Regions from separate parts of the Homo sapiens genome. Here region 2 is linked to region 1. A link is a loop called in an ENCODE intact Hi-C map of the cell type or tissue named here. Cell type or tissue: PC-9. All regions are shown on one strand. Links, peaks and the distances in the headings refer to the core of each region. The heading gives the core; the rest is flanking DNA. Region 1 holds the start of LOC101929411 (a long non-coding RNA gene). Region 2 holds the start of RDUR (RIG-I dependent antiviral response regulator RNA).

The links. Peaks named below come from ENCODE experiments on the same cell type or tissue, not always from the same donor. Only the 100,000 strongest peaks of a DNase experiment are listed, where the experiment ranks them.
Region 2: it touches region 1 in a loop (4-fold over the local background); 3 of 110 quality-filtered maps call a loop at or near these places.

Annotation. Positions count from the first base shown.
Region 1 is chr3:102,158,410-102,167,974 of GRCh38, forward strand. LOC101929411 (a long non-coding RNA gene) reads left to right here and starts at 5,296. Exons shown (of 2, transcript NR_135549.1): 1 at 5,296-5,566; 2 at 6,265-6,462. In PC-9, for the core only: no CTCF peak of the experiment used is centred there; DNase peaks (open chromatin) are centred at 4,782, 5,092, 5,412 and 7,172; H3K4me3 peaks cover 538 bases; H3K27ac peaks cover 4,111 bases.
Region 2 is chr3:101,935,816-101,945,380 of GRCh38, forward strand. RDUR (RIG-I dependent antiviral response regulator RNA) reads left to right here and starts at 5,044. Exons shown (of 4, transcript NR_026934.1): 1 at 5,044-5,210. RefSeq lists an enhancer at 1,102-1,221. In PC-9, for the core only: no CTCF peak of the experiment used is centred there; DNase peaks (open chromatin) are centred at 966 and 4,976; H3K27ac peaks cover 1,122 bases.

The DNA.
Region 1 (9,565 bases), core at 479-8,478:
TAATCATATTATTAATTTTTTAAATCCTATGGTTGTTAACCTAATAAGAGTATCTGTCTCATTGTTTATTGAGAGGATTAAATAAGATGATTCATGTAAAGTCCACAGCACAAAACCTCATGTATTAGCAAGCATTCAGTAATGCTAACTATTGTTATTTTGAATTATTGCTTGCTGAAATAATAACTAGCCGTTTTGCCTTGTATGTTGTAAAGAACATTCATATACTTTATCTCATCTGTTTCTTGTGATAACTTGTCAAATAGGTAAGTAGACATTATTACAATTGGAGGAAGAAGTTAAGTGACTTGACCAGTTTATTAGTAGAAGAACAGTGGTTATAACTCAGTCTTCAGACCCAAAATCCTATGAACTTTCAAAAAAAAAATCACAATACCAATGTAAACTCCATTCATGAAAAGACAACAAATCTCATGCAAAATTATAAATGGAAAAAGACCCTAAACAAATACATGCAAATCAGTTATAAAATAATATGCTATGGCCGGGCGCTGTGGCTCATGCCTGTAATCCCAGCATTTTGGGAGGCTGAGGTGGGCGGATCATTTGAGGTCAGGAGTTTGAGACCAGCTTGACCTACATAGTGAAACCCCACCTCTACCAAAATACAAAAATTAGCTGGGCGTGGTGGTGGGTACCTGTAATCCCAGCTACTTGGGAGGCTGAGGCAGGAGAATCGCTTGAACCCAGGAGGCAGAGGTTGCAGTGAGCTGAGATCGTGCCACTGCACTCCAGCCTGGGCAACAGAGCAAGGCTCCCTCTAAATAAAAATAAAAATAAAAATAAAAATAAAAATAAAAATAAAAATAAATATGCTACTAATAATTCCAGTGACCAAGTAAGATTTAGTCCAGGGACATAGCACAATGAAAAGTAATCTAATAATATATTAAAGGAGGAAAATCATATTAGTAGATGTAGAAGAGGAATTTGATTTAGTCCAATATCTACTGTTAAACCCTTAATGAAGTAAAAATAGAAGAAACATCCTTAAAGTAAACAGAAAAAAGAGCTGTTCATGGTCCAATAATGAGAATGGTATCATGACCCAAGAGTTTTGATTAATTGAATTTCATGTCCTTGGTTGGAAAAAAGAAGAAACCTATTAGGAGTCAATATTAAAAATTATATTAGCTATTTAAAACCTAAAGATATTCTTTCTAGTGTCTGAAATAAGATGAAACTATTTTCATTATCACCAGTTTTGGAGATTCTAGCCGATACAACAAGCAAGAAAATAAAACAAAAATGTTCGTTATAGATAGGAAGAAAAAACTATCATTATTTTCAAATGATAGGATTTTATGAATAGAATAGCCAAGAGACTATACATTAAAATATTCAAGGTAAAAAGAAGCTCAACTCATTGGTACATTTTAAGATTACTGTGTACAAATAAAAAACTTTCTCTTACATAGCAAATTATATATGTGATGGATAAATGTGGAATATTAAAGATAACCACAGATTCTTTTCAGCTCCTTTCATGAGCAGTGGCATTGATTTCTACACTCTCATAAATCTGGGCTGGCTTTGGACTTGCTTTGACTAACACAATGTGTGGGAATTGAGGCTATGTAGCTTTGAGTCTCAGTTTCAAGAGGTCCTGCAGCTTTCACTTTGGTTCTTTTGAAACACTATTCCATGATGTGAAGAACTGCAGTATCTAGTCTAGAGTCCTCTGGATGAGTCCAATACTATCCTCTAGTCTCTAGGATAAAAGGCCATGCGAAGCAGAAATGAGCTTAACCAGCTGATACCCACTAAACTAATCAGCTAATAGCCAGCATCAACACCAGACATATGAGTAAAGCCATGCTAGGAAATCTATTGCCAGTGAAACCACCAGATGACTACATCTGTATCAATGACCCTGGTTAGACCAGAAAAAGTGCCCTTTTCCTAGCTGAGCTTAGTTCAAATGTCCAATTAACAAAATGTTGAACAAATAAATGGGTATTGTTTTAAACCATTAAATTTTAGATTTTGTTATTCAGTTATGTATAATTGGTACAAAAATATTCAAGATTTACAATAGCAATAAAAACTAAAAAGTGTCTAGGAAGACATTTCTATAAAGAGCATTATGAAACATACATGAAAGATACAAAACAATATATGAAGAAACACATACAGTATTTTTTGGAGGAAAGATGATAAAGATATCAACTTTCTCCACAAATAATCTATATATTGAGTAAAATGCCAATCAGAATCCACCACTGACAAAATTGATAATAAATTTTATATGAAGAATGTTGAAAATAAAATTTGGAAAGAATAATAATGAGGAATGCAGTTATTTATTGCTGTCTAACAAAATGCTTCTGAATTTAGTGGCTTAAATCAACAACAAAAAATTTGCTCATGAATCCGTAAATTTGGTAGGACTTAGTTAGAACAATTGTCTTTTCTCCTGGTGGCATGAGCTGGAGTGGGCCTAGAGGACTCACTTTTGAGACAGACACTCACATAGTGGTGAGTTGGTGCTGCTGACTGTTATCATCCCCAAAGGAAACCTGTATTCATTAAGCAGCCATTTCTCTTCTGCTCCACTTCAGTCTTGGACAACCACTAATCTGATTTTGTCACGATGGATTTACCTATCTTGGGTATTTCTTATATATGGAATCTTATAATGTGGAAAAAAAGAGGAAGACAGTAGATATGCATGTAGTAGACATGAACATATTTTTCCTATATATTATTAAATAAAAATGAAAATGGCAAAATTGTCATATTACATGTATTATCTAATCACACTTCGCACATATGTATATATAACTAAAAAGTGTGGAAAAATATAAGCCAAAGTTTTAGAGCAGTTATTTCAGGGGCTGGTATTACCATCCCAAAAAAACTAAACATGTATTTATATTGTTAAATACAAATTTAAAAATTAAACATTAACTTCATAGTCAAAAAAGTAAAGATATTTTCATTAAATAATATTTCAATAGGAAGAAATGAACTATTTAAAACATTGGTGAGCAAATCCTAATGAAATAAAGGCTTTAGGCCAGGATCATCAATGGCTGCTAGCAAAAAAGACAACCCGATATTCCATGCCTTCTACTGCCAGTACACATCACCACTTACAAAATATTCTAGCCAAAAATATCAAACCTTAATCAGATTAAGACTTTATCTCTCAAAAAATAGAGCTATATCTCAAATTTCAAAGAGGCAGAGACTCAGGAAATTTGATTTTGAACTTAGCCAACTCCTGTTACCTCCCCAGGCCTCAATGTCCTTGTTCTTGCAAAAGCAAGAGGGATGAACTCTCAAAAAAAAAATAAAAATAAAAAACCCGTAGGCCCTCCTATGACTCAACCACTTGATTCACATTTTCACACGGAAATTTTGATGTTTCAATATTCTCTATTGGCTTAGTACTTTCATGTGTTCTGTCTTTATTCATAACTTACGGAAAGTATGGGGAATGAGAAACATGTTCCAAGGCAAAACGGGGAAGCCTTCAGCAAAATCCAGAATGTGATAAACTCTAGGGGTCAAATGACCTGGTTCCTTCAAGAAATAAGAGGAGGAGGCAGGGAATAGAATCCTGTTATATATATTGTGCCAGATGATTCTTTGTTGTTGGGGGCTGTCCTGGTGTTTTGGAGCTTTTAGCAGCATCCCGGCCCCTATGCACTACCTGCCATTGAAACTCTCCCCCTTTCTCCTCAACCAAGTTATGACAACGAAAAACATCTCCAGACATTGCTAAATGTCTTCTGGGAACAAAATTGCCCCAGTTGAGAACTAAGACTATAGATTTTTTTTTTTTAAAAAAGGAGATTTAAATGACGTAGCAAAAAATGCATCATGCCCACTAATTTGTATAAACCAACTGTAAGGAAGAATTATGAGATAATTGGAATTAGATGTATTTGAAAAGAGACCTATTCCTTTAGTGATATACAATGAATGGTATATTCTTGGTTAAAATGATATGCTGTCTTGTATTGCTTCAAAATAATACCTTTGAGGTTGGTGAGTAAATGGGTAGCTGTATAGATAACATGGGATTGACTATGTGTTGATAATAACTGAAACTAAGTGATGAGTACATAAGGTGGGTTCATCATGCTGCTCTCTAACTTTTGCATGTGTTTGAAATTTTCCATAACAAAATGTCTTAAAAATAATATTCAGTAAGTACCAGAATATTGTAATATTCAGTGACAACCAGAAGGAATAGCTAAAAAGAGATGAAAGTGTAGCTTCCGGGAGGGGTAGGGAGAGGAGAGGGGACTGCTTCTTTTTAAAACAAACCTTTTAGTACTACTTCACTATGAGGACTATGTGCATGGATTACTTCAAAGAACAACAAAAAAATAATTAAAATCCCCAAATAAGCAAACAAAACATTGGAGAGATGCCATTGATATGAATATTTTTCTTGTAAAAATGGAAGCTTAGTTATATAAAATTTCTACATATAGAAAGTAAGTTAAATGACACCATGAGGAAGCAACCAGCTGAGCCCAGATGTGGAACACTGGACACAGCACTTGACTTTCTTCTGAGGCTGGCCTGGCTATCTTCTTTTTCTTCTTTACCTTTTTTATTGAGCATGTTAAAGAGCCAGGGCCCTCTGAGGAAGAAGGATTATTTCTTGTCTTTCTTGTTGTATGTGGAAAGCAGGCAAGGGAGGGCTGTCCCCTGAGGCACAGCAGCCTCTTTCTAACCCAGTGAATGAACCACAGGGCAAACTAGAGTTTGTCTGCTTACCCAATCATCTCTTACTTAGGGAGTAAGAAGCCTTTTTGTTTGTTTTTCATATCTCTTGGTCTAAGCTGCATTTTCTAGTTCAGTTTTGATCAAAGCATTATACTGGGGGAGAAGGAAACATTTGTCAAGCTATTACTAAGGGGCTTATATTATCTCTTATTTTGCTATTAACTGTTGTTTGTGTGATACTTTGGCAGGGAGCCCAGAATGAACAGAGTAAATGGATTCTGATACCAAAACCCTATCCTGAACTCTAACAACTTTCACAGTTACAAGAAAAACAAACATATTTCTTTTGACCTACTATTCATAAACGTCATGTCAGATGCATAAATATTATGCCTCTGTGGTAACAATGAGGGGTATTCTGGCATTCCTAGGAGACAAATCAGCATAGTGGCCCAAGGCCAATGTGGGTGAACAGGCCACCAGGATAATGTAATTTGAAAGGTGCTCTAAAGGCACTTGCATTCTAAGGTTTGTTCACCAAGGTTCTAGGCTACCATGGTGCCTAAAGCCACCACTTTGAGAGTTAACCCTTTCTGTAAATGCATAATGTCTCCAGAAGCTTTCAGCTAAAATACCAATGTGTTATTTTGGAGAGAGAACACATGAACTCTGAGCATTCACAAATTGCCTAAGCATGAACCAGTTTATCAAGTCATTTAAGTTGAGAGAAAGGTCCTCAAGGAAGGAATTACAAAATTGTGCTTTTTATGGGACGTCGTGAGAAGGCTCAGGGAAGTTATGAGGGTAAGATTAGTGGAAGGAAGAAAAATCTGAAGACACTTGGGAAGGCGTGCCCAGGGTAGGTAGAATCCTGGCCAGAGACGGGATAGCAGAAGGACTCAGAGTCTGGAGCAACTCTGTCCATTAGCACTTCCTGCAATGATGAAAATGTTCTATAGCTGGGCTGTTCAATATAGTAGTTATTAGCCACATGTGACTATAGAGGACTTGAAATGTGGCTGGTGTGACTGAGGAACTGGAACTTTAAATTTTATTTAATTTTAATTAATATAAATTAAAATGTCAATAGCCAAATGTGGCTAATGGCTCCATTATTGGATAGTACAGGTCTAGATGAAGGATATGGGGATGGGGGGTGGGGGAAAATCATAGATAGGCAATGTGGAATAGAATTAAAGATACATTTTGCTTAATTCACACTTTATATGGTACCACTTTTCATTTCTAGGCAATAGATTTACAAATTACAGGTTATATTATATTTAGCAAATTAACCTATATTATGAAATAGCTGTACAGATTAAATAGACGGATGAGAGTATAGCCATATTAATTAGATTTGCCATGTCCTACATGATCTTATTTTACTCATATGCATGCTGTCCTATGAAGGAAAAGAAAACATTGACTCAAAAGTGTTAAAAAGGGTATCCTTTGTTTAATGTTCAAGAAAGGCTGCAATTACTTTTCATAATATACAATTGCAAGTTTTGTTATTTTTTCTTTCTGAATAATGATTATTTTTCTCCATTGCAGAGCAAGGCAAGGGTCACAGTCACATTCACAGAACCTCATTAGGGTGGATCCACAGGACATACTTCCCACTGCTCGCAGAAGTATTACCACCCTTTGGAATAATCAATCAATCAAACCAACTCAACAATCTTTCTTTTAATGCTAGTGGCACATATTGACATAAAAATAAAATTTTGCTTCCTGGTGGAACATGAATAATAAAAGTATTTTTAAAGTTGTTTTAATCAAGGCTTCACTATTTAGAAAGTATTAATAAACTGGCACCAGAAAATTTCCCAAAACCACTAGCTAGTTGTTAGTGGCCACAGAACCTAGAGGAGAATAAAAATAATCTCTAGGCCCGGCCCGGTGGCTCACGCCTGTAATCTCAGCACTTTGGAAGGCCAAGGCGGGCGGATCACAGGTCAGGATATCGAGACCATCCTGGCTAACACGGTGAAACCCCGTCTCTACTAAAAATACAAAAAATTAGCAGGCGTGGTGGCGGGCGCCTGTAGTCCCAGCTACTTGGGAGGCTGAGGCAGGAGAATGGCGTGAACCAGGGAGGCGGAGCTTGCAGTGAGCCGAGATCGCGCCACTGCCCTCCAGCCTGGATGACAGAGCGAGACTCCGTCTCAAAAAAAAAAAAAAAAAAAAAAAAAAAAAATCTCTAAACACAACTGAAGCCAGAGAAATCTTTTTGTTTTTGTTCTGGAGGAGACAGCATCCCCTTTGACATATTTGGAAGGTTCTCCTAATTAATGTGGCAGTACATAGGTGTCATTGCTGAGTCAGATGGTTACTCTAGATGTAGAATTTTGTCAAATCTTCATTTCATGCCATGTGAAAATCCAAATGCCACCACTTCAAGATTTTCTGTTACCAGAGTCCTTACATTCTTGTGGTCACCTATGACTCTAAAATGCTCTTTCCTCTGAATTAATTGGCTTGAATCATGAATCTATTGCCGTCTGTAGTTTGTGTTTTTGCTCTGCCAAACCAACTATGAACTTCCTTTCCACAGATTTCTGCCATCACCAAGTGTGTGCATCAGAATTGCATATTTTATTTATGTATAAAGTATAACCTAGGACTTGGCAGGGGTGGAGGATCCTGTTTCATGACGGTAAAATGGGGGGAGACCCACGACCTGATAATACCCATTAGGGAGGGGGGTAGAAAATACTTATATTTAAGTATTAGTTAAAATTTTTTGTTTGTTTTTTGGAGCTGCTCTATATGATATTTTTTAAAAATTTCACTTTCCAATATAGTTTATTATTAGTGTATGGAAATACCATTGATATTTAAATGTTGACCTTGTAGGTTGAGGTCTTGGTAAATTTACTTATTAGTTTTAAGACTGTACCCCCAGCTCCACTTTTTAAGAAAAGTTCCTTCAGATTTTCTATGTAATCATTTCATTTGCGAATAGAAACAGTTTTTTTTTTTTTTTTGGTTTCTAATTTGTATGCCTTTATTCTTTTTCCTTGCTTATTGCACTGGCTAGAACATACAGTACAGTACTAAATATGAGTGGTGAGAGTGGAAACCCTTGGCTTGTATCTGATCTTAGAAGAAAAGCATTCAGTCTCCACCATTAAGTATGATGTGAAAATTTTATAGATTCACTCTATCAGGTTAAGGAAGTTCCCTTCTATTCCTAGTTTGCTGAGACTTTTATCATGAATGACTTTTGAATTTTATCAAATGCATTGATATAATCATGTGTTTTTTTCTTCTTTAGCTTGTTAATATCGTGTATTACATTGGTTGATTTTCAAATATTCAATCAACCTTGCACTTTTGGGATAAACCCCACTTGGTAGTAGTGTACTACTCTTTTTGTATATTGCTGGTTTGATTTAGTAATATTTTATATATTGACCTATAATTTTCTTTTCTCATATTGTCTTTGCCTGGTTCGAGTATCAGGGTAAAGCAGGCCTTACAGGATGAGTGGAGAAGTGTTCTCTGAATTTTTTGGAAGATATTTATAGAATTAATGTTATTCTTCTTTAAATCTTTGGTTGCATTCATCTGTGAAATCATCTGGGTTTGGAGCTTCATTTTAGGGAAGTTTATAAAGTATAAAATAAATTTCTTTATTAGATATGGGAAAATCCAAATTATATATTTCATATTAGGTGAGTTGTGGTAGCTCATGTTATTTGAGAAATTGGCCCATTCCATTCAAGTTGTCAAATTTATGTTTGTAGTATTTTCTTATTATCCTTTTGGTATCTGCAGAGTCTTTAGTAATATCTGCTATTTTGTCCTTGTTATGGACAATTTGTATCTTCTTTCTTTTTTTGTGTCAACTTGGTTAGAGGTTTATCAATTTTATTGTTGTTTTCAACAAATCAATATTTGGTTTTGTTAATTTTCTATATTATTTTTCTGTTTTCAATTTTACTGGTTTCTACTCCTATTTTTATTATTTCCTTTATTCTGCTTGCTTTGGATATACTTTGGTCTTCATTTTCTAGTTTAACATAGATACTTAAATAGTTCATTTGAGAAATTTCTTTTCTTCTAGCATAAGTATTGAATGCTATCAATCTCTCTTTAATCACCACCTTAACTACATCTGACAAATTTTGATATGTTGAATTTTCATTGTCATTCAGTTCATAAGATTTTCCAATTTCCTTTATGACTTCCTTTTTGATCTATGAATTATTTAGTAAAAGGTAAAAGATTTATATGATTTGAAGAGAAACCAGAGCATATCTATGAATTATTTAGAATTGTGTTGTTTAATTACAAGGTATTTGGAGATTTCCTAGTTATCTTCCTGTTATTGAATTCTAGTTTAATTGCGCTGTGATCAGAGAACACATCTTGTATTGTTCTATTTTTTAAAAATAAATGAATAATAAATTTGTTAAGGTTTTTGTTGACTTAAGATATGGTCTGCCTTGGTATATATTTATGTGCACTTGAGTAGAATGTATATTTTATCTGTTGGTGGGATGTTTTATAAATGTTAACCAGCTCATTAGTTAATAGTGAGTTCTGTTTTTCCATATTGCTGTTAATTTTTATCTACTTGTTCTATCTACTACTGAGTGAGAGTGTTGAAATCTCCAATGGCAAATTTCATTCTATCAATTTTTGTCTCATGTATTTTGAGGCTCTGTTATTGGGTAATAATACATGGTTAAGATTGTCAAGTCTCTTGATGAGTTCATCCTTTTATCATTAAGTAGTGTCCCCTACTATCTCTGAAAATCTTTCTTAGCTCAAAGCTTTTTTCCTTCTGAAGATGAATTTGATATATAGCCAATCCTGATTTCTTTTGATTAGTATTTAGGTGTTA
Region 2 (9,565 bases), core at 713-8,712, 220 kb before region 1:
GTGTTATTGGTCTGCATCTATGCTTCACTCCAAGATTTCCTAGCTCTATTTTTTTTTTGCATTCCAAAGTGAAAAGATGTAGCCCACATGGCAGAGGAAGCTACCTTTATGGCATCTTCACAAACACTGAAATGTGTTATTGGTCTGCATCTATGCTTCACTCCAAGATTTCCTAGCTCTATTTTTTTTTTGCATTCCAAAGTGAAAAGATGTAGCCTTTTGTTAACTTACAAAATTCTATAGCTCACACAATAGAGTAAAATAGTAATTAATACAGGTTAGGCTGTGAGGCTAATCACTGTGGAAAAATTGTGATCAAATCGCTTAATTTCCTCTGTTATCTAGGTCAGTGAGGAAAATAATTTCTCCACTTTCTTTGCCCTTTGTTCCAAACTGTTTTTAGTGACTGTGGAGAGTTGCAGGTTTTATCATTATAGTAAAAAGAGGAGCCATTCTGACAATTATCAGCTAAATTAAAATGAATGGTTAAAAACAGTTCAGCCCGAGAAATACATAATGCAGCTTAATGATAGAAAAGACCCAGCCAGGCTGGGCACGGTGGCTCACGCCTGTAATCCCAGCACTTTGGGAGGCCGAGTCGGGTGCATCACCTGAGGTCGGGAGTTTGAGACCAGCCTGACCAACACGGAAAAACCCTGTCTCTACTAAAAATACAAAATTAGCTGGGCGTGGTGGCACTTGCCTGTAATCCCATCTACTCAGGAGGCTGAGGCAGGAAAATTGCTTGAACCCAGGAGGTGGAGGTTGCGGTGAGCCAAGATCGTGTCATTGCACTCCAGCCTGGGCAACAAGAGCAAAACTCTGTCTCAAAAAAAAAAAAAAAAAAAAAGAAAGAAAGAAAAAGACCCAGCCAGTCTTTCAACCACTGGGATTGAAATTTCATGGTCTCTGAGGATGACTCACTTCTTAGCTGTGTCATGAGTTTCATTTTGAAATGAAATACACTGTGTGGTTTCATTTGAGGCTTCATGTTGATGCAAAAAGGAAATGAGTCCATATTGGGAAGTTAGGTTGAAATACATATATTAATGATGAAAAAGTGTCAGGCTGTCGTTCAGCCATCCTTACTACTTCTGTTCCGGCATTACCAGGCTCTTCTGTAATTGTATAACACCTGTTTGTCTCCCCTACTTGTCTGAGAACTCAGAAGGCAGGAACTGGGTGAGGCAAGTAGAAGACACTCAATGAACAGCTGTTGAGTGAACCAGGGAACATCATCTCTAAGGGGAAGGAATCAGGGAATTTTCAGCTCCAATCTTCCTGTGTAATTGTTGATGAGAAAAATCTATATTCATCTTCACTGCATTTACACAGTTGACAAGAACGGTCTTATTTATAGAAGCCACTTTATGGTGTTATTTTTCACGATATAGTTACATTCTCAAACTTGCATGTTCTCTTGAAACCAATGAGAGGGGTGGTGAGCATAGGAAGTGTAGTGGAAACAAAGTAGATGTGATGAAAAATGGCGCAAGATTCTGGGTTGATTTTACTCTTATTTCAATTTACATTTACATTTTTTGAGTATGTACAATATTCTAGACTGTTTCAAGGATACTAGACTTTGTATCTGATTTCAAAGAATTTATACTGTCATGGTGAGGAGGGGGACAGAAAGGAGACTTCTTAAGTAACCAAAGAAATTAGAGAACAAGAAAAAACTGTATGTAACAAAATATCCAACTGAATTGTGAGGTGGTACAGCTTAGTCTTTAGAGGCACAGGCTTTTAAATCAGACTAGGACTGGTACTGGTTCTACCATTACTAGCTCTGAGATCCTGGAGAAGTTATGTGACCTAATCTTATTTATTTATTTGCAAAGTGGGAATGACAATAATTATATTTACACTATAAGGTTATGAGATTAAATAATATTCATGTACACTGTATATCCCACAAGGAGTATCAGATCAATGAATGATAATGATAATTATATAATAATTATAATCTTAGTGATTAAAGGTGACAATGGAAAGGACTAGGAAAACAGCTCCAGTAACTGAGGCTATTTTAAAATTTCTGTTTCTAATCCACATGAAATAGAATGTTTTGCTAAAAGATGGTATTGGTTACTTGTAGACAAATTAAAATCATATAATCGATAGGCTTTGATAAAAAACATTGAGAACAGTGCTTGCTTTGGCAAACATTACTAAGTGAACATCTTGAACTTTCTTCTCAAAAGAACACAGTTAAGAGTCCAGAGAGTTGCTTTATTTCTGACAACCAAAAGGGCTATCTTCCTTGTCCAAATTATAACCATGCAGTCCAAGGGAAATACGTGTACTTTTAGAGAACAACAGCTTTGATTCTGGGAAAGGAAATACATGCTATAGAGAGTAGCCCTGAGAAATTGTTGAAGTTTGATAATGTTGCAAAACTGAATTTCTATTTGTGACCAACATAAACATTTTTCTTCCCTTTAGAATATGAGCTCCAGTCTTTTGGAGAAAATCTTTTTCTCTTCCTGATATTGGCTATTCATTTTATGTTTTACTGAGAATGAGGACAGTCCACGTGAATTCTCTCAATATCTCTTGAAGGGTTACCCTCTTTTCCTTTTTTCTACCTCAGCACAAGGTAACTTGCTTTTTTCCTTGCCAAGAACACTGCTCTTAATTCTATTACTGCTCACCTCCTCTCAGTTTTGCTCCATCCTTTAAGCCCTATCTTTCTTCCATCTTCAATCTCCAATCTCTCCTCCTCTGCCACAAATATGGCCAGCCCTCTGTATCCTAAAATAACCCCCCTCTGACCCTGCTGCTGTAGCAGGTTACTGCCTTATCTTTCTTCCGTTTATTACCACACTTCTTCTAAAAGAATACAAATTCTGCTTTCACTTCCTGCTTATACATTCACTTCTTAACCCCTTGTAATATGGTTTCTACCTTTACCCCTCTATGAAACCACCTTCTGGAAAATCACTGAGAGTTTAGTTTCATATCCAACAAATCTAATGGACTTGTCTCAGTCCTCATTCTCCCTGTTGTCTCTGCAGAAATTTCAGTTTGTTGAATGTTCTCCTTCTATAGCCTCTGTGATACCATAGCCTGCTGGTTCTTTTATCTTTCTGGAAACTTCTCTTCCACCTCCTTCACTAGCTGCTTTTTCTTTCTACTGCTCCATAAATAAAATAAAATCTTCTCCACATTCTTTGCCTCATGTGACTTCTTATCTACTCACATTGCTTTACACATGAATTTCTTCAATCTTTTTTCCCTTCATCTCAAAATCTTTCTCCTGATGATTCTAAAATCTAGCAATTTCCAATTGCTGTTAAGACTTTCTTACTTAGGTAACCAGCCAGGATTTTAAACTCAGTGTATCTAAAATGAAGCCCATTAACTTATGTTCATCAAACTCCAAACTCCAACTGATTGTCTCTATTTTGTTTTTATAAATGACACCACTATTAATGAATCATCTTTCACAACTCACAAGTAATTTTTTATTCGTCCTTACTTCTCACACCCTGTGCCTACTAAATTATGGAGTAAGGAAGATTCTATAGGCTTTGTGGTACACAGGGTGGGAAGAGCATCTATTTTGCTGTCAGATAAGTCTGAGTTCAGATCATGGTTTTGCTACTTACTACCCTTTTGGTCTTGAGCCAGTTAGTTAAGCTCACCAGAGTCTTGATATCCTTATGTATAAAGCAGGGAATATAACATTCCCTACCTAGCCAATTGAGAGGATTGGATGAGAGCTGCACATTTTATGTGGAGTCCTAAATAAATACTGATCTCATTCTTTTCCCTAATCGTGGTTATGCCTCTCATACTCACTTTTCTTTTCCATTAAATGGAATAATATGCATCAAGGACCTCATGCAGTTCCTGAAATGCAGATGCTCATTCCACGTTTTTTTTCTCCTTTCTTCCTTCCGTTGTGGCCTGCTCAGTTCAGGACTGTGTTGCTTCTTGTCTGGACAATTGTTGCGGCTCCCGACATGGCTCTTGCTCCTGCTTCAGACATTTGGATTCACCGCATTCACTGCTGGTTGGTTTTTCTTCCTCATGTGTGCTCTGATTAGGACACCCTTCTGCTCAGAAGACTTCACTTATTCATCATTTCCAAGAAAATGAAGTAGGAAAACATGTGGACCAAGTTATCTTAGAGACATATGTGCCATGACTTTCTTACATGTGAGGTCTATTTTGGCCAAGTGGTACCATTCACTGTTCCTTCAACATGTCCTTACTTTTCTATTCTATTAACTTTCCTCCTGGGTCTAGGATTGACAACGATGCAGTCTCAATCTTTGAAATCTATTTCTACCATGATGCTTTCCCTGATTCTTTAAACATATGGGATTTCTCTCTGCTTTGGCCCCCAAAAGACTTTGCACCTCTCATGTTCACCTTAGTTCTCATTTTAGTGGTTATTTATTTACTTGTTCACACTTACCCATTCCTCCCTTCATGATACAATAAGGTTTTGAGCCTGTGTCTAATTAATATATCTATATTTTTAAGTAGCTAGTCTTGCAGGCCCTGAAAACCTTTTGGTTCAATTAAAATAGTTTAACTTTGATATACAGACCTATGCTTGAAAGTGAAAGTCTTATAGACAACAGAACCACTGTTTATGAGAAGAGAAAGAGAAAAGATAAGAGGAATAATAAGAAAAAAGGGCAGCTTCCTTGGGTTATGAGGTAATTATTGGAATTCGGTCAGAAAAGTAAGAAATAGAAATAAGTACGTGTCCCAAGAGAAGCAGCAATACCTAGGATTATGCTGACAGAGTGAGGGGGATTTAAAAGCAGTCTCCATTCTAATGCTTTTTAAATTCTCGGCATAGTGTAATGATTACTATTCCAAAACAGAAGATATGTTGGCAAACTGCCCTGTATTTGAAAATAGAGGAAATGCCCTGGAAAGAATGAGATGTGGTAAAGAGAGGAAATGACAATGTACTGAAAAGACTGGGCTGTAAGTCATCACAGCGGCGCCCTGAAACCCGATATGTCAGGCAAGCTGGTGGGATCCTGGGATCCCTCATGTAACGGCACTCATTCTGACAGAAGCAGAGATAAAACAGACTAAGTACACAGAGGAGTTTAAGGTTTCGTGAATGTAAGTGCTGAGTACAGAATGGTGCTCAATAAAAGCTTGTTAATTGATGGACCACAGGTTTGTGACAAGACTTCTCAGAGTCTGATTCTTTCAAGGTGGGATATAAGAGTAAGGTAAGCACCTCAGAAAATGCCTGGGGCAGGTCACTCAGTGTTGCTGGGACTGATGGTGTTGGCTTGGCTTGACTAGGATTTAATAATACAGATGTGCCTCAACTTATGAAGGAGTTAAGTCCCGATAAACCCATAGCAAACTTGAAATACCATGAGTTCAAAATGCATTTAATACACCTAACTGACTGAACATTATCGATTAGCCTGGCCTACCTTACTCATGCTCTGAACACTTACATTAGCCTACAGTTGGGCAAAATAATCTAACACAAAGCCTATTTTATAATAAAGTATTGAATATTACATGTACTTTATTGACTACTGCACTGAAAGTGAAAAACAGAATGATTGCATAGGTATGCAATCATTGAAGTATGGTTTCTACTGAACGCATGTTGCTTTCACACCATTGTTAAGTCGAACTAACACAAATCTTGGACGGTTTGTAGTCATATCTTACCCTTACATAAGCCACTTATTTCACAAACTTAAATCATAAGTAAGAACTTGGATATCATCCAAGAAGGCCTTTGAGTAGCCAAATTAAGTCCGATTAAAAAAGTTCTTTAAGATGAAAAATAGCAGTTTAACCCTGACCAGTCGTTTCTTCTGGTTAAGACAGCACACATCTATATGGTTGACAAAGTTTCATTTCATTATAAACTTGTCTAAAAAGAATAGTATTCAAAACACATTTTTAAGCATAACATAGAGCATTTACTGCTCCATTAGACACACTTTGAAAATCAGAAGGCAATCTCTGAGATGGTGTGGTTTTGGTGAATTCTGCTTAAGTTGCTTGGCATTCAGGTTTTGTGAGGGCTTGGGCTGTGATCGTCATCCCTCCAACAGCTTTGTGTGTCTGAGATTGAATATATACCCATAACTCAGGGAAAATTTGTTTACTCATCATTTTATCATCAAATACACCATTATAAGTTTAGCAAGCAAAGACCAAGAAAAAGGTTAAATTAATATTGATGTTTTAATTTAAATGCAAGATAAAAAAAATCTGGTTAACTTTATTCTCCTAAACAGTTGTTGATGCTTTTTGAACTCTAAAAATGAATTATTTGAAATGATGCCTTTAAAGCTTTCCTTTCTCTATTTCACTTTAGTTTCTACAAGTATATAGGCTTCTCTTTCTAAGAAGATTCAGAAATTATCTTTGAGGAAAACTTCAAGAAATTTCTTTTTGGCCTCTTAAACTGGGCTTTTCATTGAATTCTGGTGCTCTTTGTTAAAATTTGCATGATTGGTTTTTAAATAATTCTGCTAGCATCGTGGTCTCATACAATTATTATTCCAGGATTAACGAGAGTCACAAAACTTTTATTAAATATCCAAAATACTAAGAAAATCACTTTCAATCAGCATGTGAGAACAGCCTATGATTGCCTTCTGCTGATTTACTGCTTGTTTGGCATGTTTGGCAGGATATTGCAATCTTGCTTTCCACTACCAGGTTCATGTGGGAAAACTTAGGAACTGCTCCATAACTGTCACATCTGTCGCCGATTTCAGATTTTTCTGAATTTCCCTCATTATCTTCTGTATTTTCACTGGTTTCAAGTTTGCTCATCAAACTTCCTGTTTTTAACCACTGATCCATGCTCCCAGTTGAAAATGTAATTTGAAACTATTCACATAAAAAAGTTAAATGCAGTATAACTTTACAACATTAAAAAAACCTCAGAATTTGGGCTTATTTTGTGTTATGGAAGAATTCACTGTGTTTAGAGAATTAAGCATAAGTATGTATTTGTAACAAAAAGTATCTGGTCTCATAAACTGCAGTGATAATTTAACTGATCTGTGGGAATTGGGTGTGTGTCCATGCAAAAGTTTAAAAAAAACTCACTGTTTTTTTTTTAAATTGTATTTTATTTTTACATTAACAGATAAAATCCCAACTTTTTTATTTTATTTATTTATTTATTTATTTATTTTAGATGTGGTCTGTCTCTGTTGCCCAGGCTGGCCTCGAACTCCTGGGCTTAAACAATCCTGCCTTTCTCCTGAGTAGCAGGGACTACAGGTGTGGCCATGGCCATGTTTTTATTAATAACTACACCATTGATCTTAATGAGACAGATGAGACAGACTCATTAAAAGAAACCCAACTGTAAAGTCTCTGTGGAATTGCCCAGAGATTATGTAACCTGATAGACTAGCACTCTTCCTGCCAGGTAGTGATATTACCATAACCTATTCTCGTAGATATGTTTTCAGGTTTTCTTACTGTAAGAGTCATGTTTATACTATATGATGTGGTCCACTGTGATTGGAGCAGAGGTGATAACTTGATTGGCCTGGATCAATCAGATACTCTTCTATAATTAGGGAATTGGAACTAAAACCTTCTAGTTTAGTCTAGTTACATTTTATGGTAGTCAGAATGCTAAGATGTCCCTAATCTCACTGTAGCTGGATATGATGCTAACCTGCAGCTACTTTAGAAAAGAAATATTGGTGGATAACACTCCTTTAATACCCTCTGAGACATGCAGAAAAATCTGCTCCTTTGCAAAATATGCACTGACTACTATGTCTTTTTGGGTTCTTGTATCTACTTTTTGTGCTTTTCTGACTTGGAACTTTTAGCTCTCACTTCTTGTTGCCATTTTGGTGTTTATCCAAGAGGTGAAGAATAGTCATGAGTCTCTCCAGTTCTGCCCATTCTGGGTCCATACTTTCTATACTGGACTTTCTGAGCTTTTTAATTGAAGGTATACCACAAAGACATCTGATTATTGACAGCATACTGCATACTGATTTTCCAACCTACCTTGGCAGAGTTGGAGCCTTGCTTACTTTTAGTTCAGTTGAGATAATACTGGAATCTTCCAAAAGAAACTTTGACAAAAACTAGGGATGGAGTTTGGTGGGAGTGGAGGGGTGGGATGGTGGAAAAGCATAGAAATCAATGAATTCCTGTAGGGCAGGGTTCTGATCTGTACTTTATGTCCAGTCAAGATTCAGTTTGGCTAGGACAGCTTTAGGGCAGGTAGCCTCTTGTTCCTGGACTAACTTTAAACTTCTCTGTATTGGGCATATATATTTGAATGAGCACAAAATTTTTTCTTCTACAGAAGAAAAAAAGGTAAGTGGGATGTCATCAAAATTTAAAGTTTTGTGCTTCAAATAACATCAAGAATGTAAAAAGACAACAAATGGAATGAGAGAAAATATTTAGAAAGCATATCTCTAATAAGGAATTTGTATTCAGAATATATAAAGAACTTTTACAATTAACAATAAAAGACAAATAATTCAATTTAAAATTGGGAGATAAATTGCATAGACGTTTCTCCAAAGAGTTACGAATGGTGACTCAGGACATGAAAAGACACTTAACATTGTTAGACATTAAGGAAATGCAAATCAAAACCACTATAACACTCTCATCCATTAGGATGGCTAAAACAGAAAAAAATCAAACACCAGACAATAACAATGTGTGTCAGCATGCATGTTTTTTTTTTTTTTTTCTGGACTGCTTTTTTTTTTCTTTTTCTTTAATAACACTCTGTGTAATTGAGCCACATGAAGCATTAGTTATGTTTGGGTTTCATTGCCATAGCACTTTTCAGCTTATTATGACTTTTACCATGTATTATGTGCCTCATTGATCTTTACAACCACGTAAGGTTGGTGAAATAGTACATTATTTTCTCTTTTTTGAAGATAAAGACACTCAGGCTCAGAGATATTTTGTGACTTGGCCAAGTCATCCTATACGTGGTTAAACTAGGACTTAAATTCAGGTTTTCTTTACAATATACCATACTGCTTCCTAAATAATACTGGCTTATGTTTAATTGCAATGTTTAGATGGCTTTAAAATATTATATTCATGGATATCACTTCATTTTAAACTTCACAACCACCCTATGAGATGAGTAGGCCAAGGAATGTTATATTAATTTTACAGTTGAATATGTTGCTCAGAATAATCAAGTTTTATTTCAAGCTCTGCCACCCACTTACCTTGGACAGATTATATAATTTCTGAAATTCTAAGCTTTTTTTTATGTGTAAACTGAAGTCTCCTACTAGATGATCTCAAAGATCCCTCCTAAGCCTACTATTTTGTGATCTTATCCTTTAGTATGTCCTTCCATTAGCAGCATATGTACTTTGAGGTGATTTTCTGGCTGTGGTGAATGAGTTTCTGTAGGATGACCTGTACTTTCTTACTGGATTATTTCTGTAACCCTTATATACATCTTTAAAAAGCATGGTCAAGATCAGGGGAGCAGGCTTTAGCCATATAACAGAACAGGGCTCAAATAACGGAACAATATGGGGTTTAAATTTATGGAACCAAGGCTTTGGTTTCATTAACTTGGGCT